2 separate regions of the Homo sapiens genome follow, and region 1 is linked to region 2. Evidence: chromatin contacts called from ENCODE Hi-C or POLR2A ChIA-PET data. All regions are on one chromosome and are shown on one strand. Each heading gives the region's core, a stretch centred on a gene start or an enhancer-like site at or near the end of the contact. The rest is flanking DNA. Distances are from core to core; before and after follow the strand shown. Region 1 overlaps DENND5A (DENN domain containing 5A). Region 2 holds the start of AKIP1 (A-kinase interacting protein 1).

Region 1 (2,867 bases), core at 299-2,798, 320 kb before region 2:
TTCTGGAGATTAGGATGTGGACATACCTTTTTTGGGGCCACCATTCAACCCACTCCAGAGGGTCTAAAGGGTGGGTCTTGAATTTCTTTTTTTTTTTTTTTTTTTGAGACAGAGTCTCGCTCTGTCGCCCAGGCTAGAGTGCAATGGCGCGATCTCAGCTCACTCCAACCTCTGCCTCCTGGGTTCAAACAATTCTCCTGCCTCAGCCTCCTGAGTAGCTGGGATTACAGGCACCCACCACCATGTCCAGTTAATTTTTGTATTTTTAGTAGAGGCGAGGTTTCACGATGCTGGCCAGGCTGGTCTCGAACTCCTGACCTCGTGATCCGCCTGCCTCGGCTTCCCAAAGTGTTGGGATTATAGGCGTGAGCCCCTGCGACTGGCTGTCTTGAATTTCTTAGGATGTGAGCAAGAAGTAGTCTACTTCAGTCACTATTTGCCTTCCCACTCACCACAGGTAACCAGTATTTTGACTTCTAACAGCATAGTTTTTCATGTCTTTGTACTTTATATAAATGTAATTATATATGGTGAACTCTTGTGTTTGGATTCTTTTGTACAATATATTTGAGAGGTTCATTCATATTGTGTATAGTTTTAGGTTGGTCGTTCTCACTGCTGTAGAGTTTGCCATTGTGTGACTTTACCACACCTTATCTGTTAATTCTGCAGTTGATAGGCTCATGGGTAGTTTGTAGTTTTTGAGTATTACAATAGTGACATGTTATGAACATTCCTGTATGTGCCTTTTCGTGAACATGGCTTTTGGTCTGTTGGGTATATGCTCAGGAGTGGAATTGCTGGGTCATAGGTATACGCATGTTCAGCTTTAGTAGGTGCTGCCAGACAGTTTTCCATAGTGATTGTACCAGTTTACATTCCCACTTGCAGTGCACGACAGTGTAGGTTACTCCCTATCCTTACCAACTCTTGGCATTTTCTTTTCATTTTAGCTATTCTGGTGGTTATATAATAGTATTGTATTATTTAAATTTGAATTTTCTGGATGACTAATGAAGTTGAGCACCTCTCAAAAGTTTATTAGGCATTTATATGTCTTTTTTGAAGTATCTATTCAGGGCTTTTGCTGTTTTTCTTTGAGTGATCTTTTTTTCTTTATTGATTTAATGCAGTTCTTTATATGTTCTAGATATGTCTTTTTTGTTCATTTCATATATATATAGTGCAAATATATTCTTGTAATCTGTGCGTTTTCATTCTTTTAATGGCGACTTTCAAGGAACAAAAGTTTTAAATTGTAATGTACAATTTATACGTTTTTCTCTCTTAATGTTTAGTGCATTTTATATCTTTGTTATTGCAGGATCATGAAGATGTTCTGTGTTTTCTTCTAAAGGCTTTATTTTTTTACCTTTCATATTTAGATCTACAGTCCTAGGGCTAATTAATTTTCTTAAACAGTCTGCTGTTAACACTACTCTGTACTGCCTGAAAAAAAGCTTCCCCATTTTTTTTTCTTGGCCGTTTTTCAGCATTCTGCAAGTGAAAGAGAAACATTACCATTGCTGTCACAGCTGGGCCTGAAGTACAAAAAGGCTTTGATATGACCAATACAGTGCTTTTAATGCAGATTTGATAAAACAAATGCTAGTCTTTGTGCTTTGATATAGTACCAGTTGGTAAAATTTTAGTGGTTAGGAAAGTCTGTTAAAAAAAAAGAGAGAGAATTTATTACTATAAAAGTTCTTAAAAGTAAAGGAAACTTTCTCTTATGTTACTGAGGGTAAACTAACAGGAAGCTCCCAGAGTCTTTTTTTTTTTTTTTTTGAGACGGAGTTTCGCTCTTGTTGCCCAGGCTGGAATGCAATGGCGCGATCTCGGCTCACTGCAACCTCTGCCTCCTGGGTTCAAGTGATTCTCTTGCCTCAGTCTCCTGAGTAGCTAGGATTACAGGCATGCGCCACCACTCCCTGCAACTTTTGTATTTTTAGTAGAGATGGAGTTTCTCTATGTTGGTCAGGCTGGTCTCCAACTCCCGACCTCAGGTGATCTGCCTGCCTCTGCCTCCCAAAGTGCTGGGATTACAGGCGTGAGCCACCGCGCCCAGCCTGGCTCCCAGAGTCTTAAATCTGCTTATGTGCTATGGGGAAGAAGAGGCTGCTGGGTGGTCCCTTATAAGTTGTGGTTTGAAATCTGAATTTGCGGACTTGTCAGTGTTCTTAGTATAGCCACGTTTGCTGCTGTGGGCTCTGCCGTGGTATACATTCTGTGAAACAGATATGTGTTGCCACTTTAGTGCAGTAGAGGTTTGCATGTTAGGAAACATTTGGTAACTTCTAGCACATTTATGTGTCCTGTTTTCATGGCTAAAGATTTTGAGATAACTCTTGCATGTATGACAGACCTTTTGGAAAGAAAGGAGCTAATATTTGTTGAGTACCTCTTATGCTCAATACAAATGTGTCCCATATGCTTTACATATGTTAACTCATTCATTCCTCTCAATAGGCTGATGAGGTAGGTAGTTTTTTGGGTTTTTTTTGTTTGTTTGTTTTGTTTTTGACAGAGGGTCTTGCTCTGTCACCCAGGCTAGAGTGCACGCTAACTGCTCACTGCAGTCTAGACCTCCAGGCTTAAGTGATCTTCCCATCTCAGCCTCCCTAGCAGCTGGGACTACAAATGTGTGCCACCATGCCTAATTTTTCTATTTCTTTGTAGAGACCGGTCTCCCTATGTTGTCTGGGCTAGTCTTGAACTCCTAGGCTCAGGTGATCTACCCGCCTTGGCCTCCCAAAATTCTGGGATTACAGATGTGAGCCACTGTGCCTGGCTTAGGTATTGTTCTCCTCATGTTATAGATGAAGAAATTGAGATTTATGGAAAAGATGCCCTTAGTGTTTCTACAG
Region 2 (3,236 bases), core at 595-3,094:
CGTGGTGGTGGGCGCCTGTAGTCCCAGCTACTAGGGAGGCTGAGGCAGGAGAATGGTGTGAACCCAGGAGGGAGAGCTTGCAGTGAGCCGAGATCACACCACTGCACTCCAGCCTGTGCCACAGAGCAAGCCTCTGTCTCAAAAAAAAAAAAAAAAAAAAAGTTAAAAAAAACCCCTAATATTTAACTTATTTGCTATGAAATTCGGCAAATAAGCTATTTTCCCCCCACTAGACTGAAAGATCACTGAGGGCAGAAGACCTTTTCTGACTTTTCATTGCTATATTGTCAGCTACAGGGTTAGGCATTCAATAAACATTTATTGGGTGAATTCTAACTTGGATTTACCCCCTGGTTTAAGTCCTTGACTGATTACAATCTGACCGTGAAGGCTGGGCAGGAGAAACAGGTAGTGTCCAGATTCTCCGTAAATTCCAGAAAGATCCAAATGTGGTCCATCAGCAGGTGATGGGGCATAGTTTTGGTTCACACCAACTTACCCCACACTGACTTGAAGTATAGTCCATGAATTCAGCCATTGTTCTGAAGGAAGCACTAAGGGTTGGGGGTCTCTCTTCTCTCTATTTGAATAAATGGCACGTCACAGGTTAGCTCTAGGATTCCCTACTGGAGAATGAAGCCATTTTGGAAATAGTCTCCTTTTTACTTTTGGAAAGGCTCTGCAAGTTTATGTCAGAAAGAACGATGTTATTGAGAAAGAATTCCAACTCTAAAAGATAGACATGCAATTTATCCAGGATCTAAGAGACAGGCTTGCAGGCTTTCCTCTACTATCAGATGATAGCTGTAAGATTTTTTTTTTTTTTTTTTTTTTGAGACGGAGGTTTCGCTCTTGTTGCCCAGGCTGGAGTGCAATGGCGCGATCTCGGCTCACCGCGACCTCCGCCTCCCGGGTTCAAGCGATTCTCCTGCCTCAGCCTCCCTAGTACCTGGGATTACAGACATGCGCCACCACGCCCGGCTAATTTTGTATTTTTAGTAGAGACGGGATTTCTCCATGTTGGTCAGGCTGCTTTCGAACTCCCGACCTCAGGTGATCCGCCCGCCTCGGCCTCCCAAAGTGCTGGGATTGCAGGCATGAGCCACCGCGCCCGGCTAATTTTTTTTTTTTTTTTTAAGTAACCAACCAGGGCTGAACACTACCGTTATTCTACAGCTACCCAACAAGAATCTGTCAAATGTAAAGCGTTTTGAAAGGACTTTTCCATTCATTGTTCTGATCCTTTCCAGCTTCCGCTAAGGGAAGGTTTCCTCAGCTGCTTCTGCGCTGCGCACCCCTGGCTCCCAGCGGGCTACCGCGGCGCGAAGGACTGGGGCGGCCCCCGGCACAGCGACCCTCACCTCTCCCGGGAGAACGCGCTGCGGGCCGGCTGCCGGCTGTTTCTCTAGGTGGGGCGCCTCCCGGGCAAGGACCCCCATGCAGCCTTTGGGACGCTCCAGGGCATGCCAGTCCACCGCCCTCCTCTTGGCCCTCTCCAGCACTTCTAGAGCCAGCCTTGCTGAACGCTGCAGGGAACGTCGGTCCACCCCATTCAGCGCTGCGGCCGCCAAACAGTTGTCCATGGCTCCCTGAGTGGGCACACAACGTACAAACGCCGGCGGGTCAGCTGGGCCGCGGCGACCCTGCTCCAAATCCGGGTGGGAGCCCCAGCCTCGACCTCCCTGGAGACCACCGCTCCTGGTCCGCCCCCAACGCACACTCCAGCGGGAGCCCAGCCAGGACTAGGCCTAGCGCGCCCGCCCCTTCCATTTTCATCTACCCCTTCCGCTACTTAGGGAGCCCCCTCACCCGGCTCACTCGTCAAGGCGCATGCGCGCAACGCTATTCTAGGAAGAGGGACCAGGCCTAGCGCTCCCGGCGGCGCCGGCGCAGCTGGGCCATTGGCGGAAGGCGGGAGAGGCGGGAGAGGCGGGAGAAGTGGGGGAGGCGGGGCGGCTGGGCGGCCAAACACGCCTTCTGCGTCCCAGCCTTGGCGTCTGCGCGCGAGTTGCCTGGTTAACTGCTGAGCGCTGGAGGCGGGGCGCCGGGCGCTGGGGGCCGGGGGTCGGGGGTCGGGGGCCGGGGGTCGGGGGTCGGGGGCTGGGGGCTGAGGACTGAGTCGAGCCAGCAGCCCAGGGCATCTGTCCACGCTGTCAGAGGAGCCTCTGGGCGTGGGGCTGGCCCTTAGAGGGCTACTGCGCTGCTTAACTTGGTGGGTATAAAGGCAGGTCTCCTGTTGAGCTAAAAAATTATGGGGTACCAGCTAGGTAGGCAACATAGCGAGAACCCGTGTAGACACACACACACACACACACACACACACTAGCCAGGAGTGGTTATGGGGTACCAGCTAGGTAGGCAACATAGCGACAACCCGTGTCCACACACACACACACACACTAGCCAGGAGTGGTTATGGGGTACCAGCTAGGTAGGCAACATAGCGACAACCCGTGTCCACACACACACACAGTAGGAGGAGTGGTGGCGCGCATCTGTAGTCCCAGGTACTCGGGAGGGTCGAGGTGGGAGGATCGCTTGAACCCGGGAAGCGGAGGTTGCAGTGAGACGAGATCGCGCCACTGCACTCCAGCCTGGGCGACAGAGGAAGACTTCGTCTCAAAACAAAAACATCATGGGGAATAAGGCAAGTGCCTCCCGCGCCTCTTTCTGCTTGGTCTACATTTTGGGGTGTCGCTACTCTTGTTTGAGGAGGTGATTAGGCCAAACTGTGTGGCTGCCAAGGTGGCCTTTGGAGAAGGGAACAGCTCGGGATTGAGGCGAGACGGAGGCGGGGCTGTCTGCAGATGTTCCTGGCCCCCGGGGCAGGGGGCGCCTGAGAAGTTGTAGGGTCTCTCATAATCCCTCAGCGCAGCTCTCTCTCCCCTCCAGTGGGAAGTACGGATTCACATATTTTTGGAGACCTGTTCTCTTGGGGTCTGACTCCATCTTTTAGGAAGACTGCACCATGTTTAAGTAAGGAACTGTGAATGCTTACTTAAACCATGTTTAAGTAAGGACCTGTCACTCCACTCCGCTGGTTATTTGGTAGGAGATACAGCCCAGGCTCTCACTGCTAATTAGTGACTCAGCCGCACCACCCAGCGCAAAGCAAAGCGCCGATGCTTAGGAAGGTCCACTTTGAGGGACACGCTCAGTGGGGGTCACTTTAAGGAACACAAATAAATCCTCCTTTAAGTCTCCTCTGTGGTTCATGAAAAAGGAGAGAAACTCCA

Evidence for each region. Hi-C counts contacts between places; a loop is a spot of excess contacts on that map. ChIA-PET counts read pairs that join two places held with the same protein, here RNA polymerase II (POLR2A). Pooled maps may share reads with other maps.
Region 1: a loop to region 2 is called in a pooled map, with 2.4 times the contacts of the local background. The contact joins the enhancer-like site here to the promoter of AKIP1 in region 2. A Hi-C loop is called at or near these places in 1 of 37 single-sample maps with no recorded cell type and 1 of 50 pooled maps. POLR2A ChIA-PET finds 5 or more read pairs at or near these places in 1 of 52 experiments (GM12878).

What each region holds. Positions count from the first base shown.
Region 1 is chr11:9,230,637-9,233,503 of GRCh38, reverse strand. The region is part of intron 1 of DENND5A (DENN domain containing 5A); the gene reads left to right. Among named protein-coding and RNA genes, the nearest start is that of DENND5A, 33 kb to the left of the region's middle. RefSeq lists an enhancer at 2,469-2,867. Within about 2 kb of position 1,548, at least 3 of the 41 ENCODE cell types and tissues checked have a DNase peak (open chromatin) inside an H3K27ac peak, as active enhancers do.
Region 2 is chr11:8,909,797-8,913,032 of GRCh38, reverse strand. AKIP1 (A-kinase interacting protein 1) reads right to left here and starts at 1,844. Exons shown (of 6, transcript NM_020642.4): 1 at 1,810-1,844; 2 at 1,362-1,589; 3 at 500-580. The coding sequence starts at 1,583. It also overlaps a transcript of DENND2B not described here. RefSeq lists enhancers at 1,540-1,629, 1,640-1,709 and a silencer at 1,800-2,079.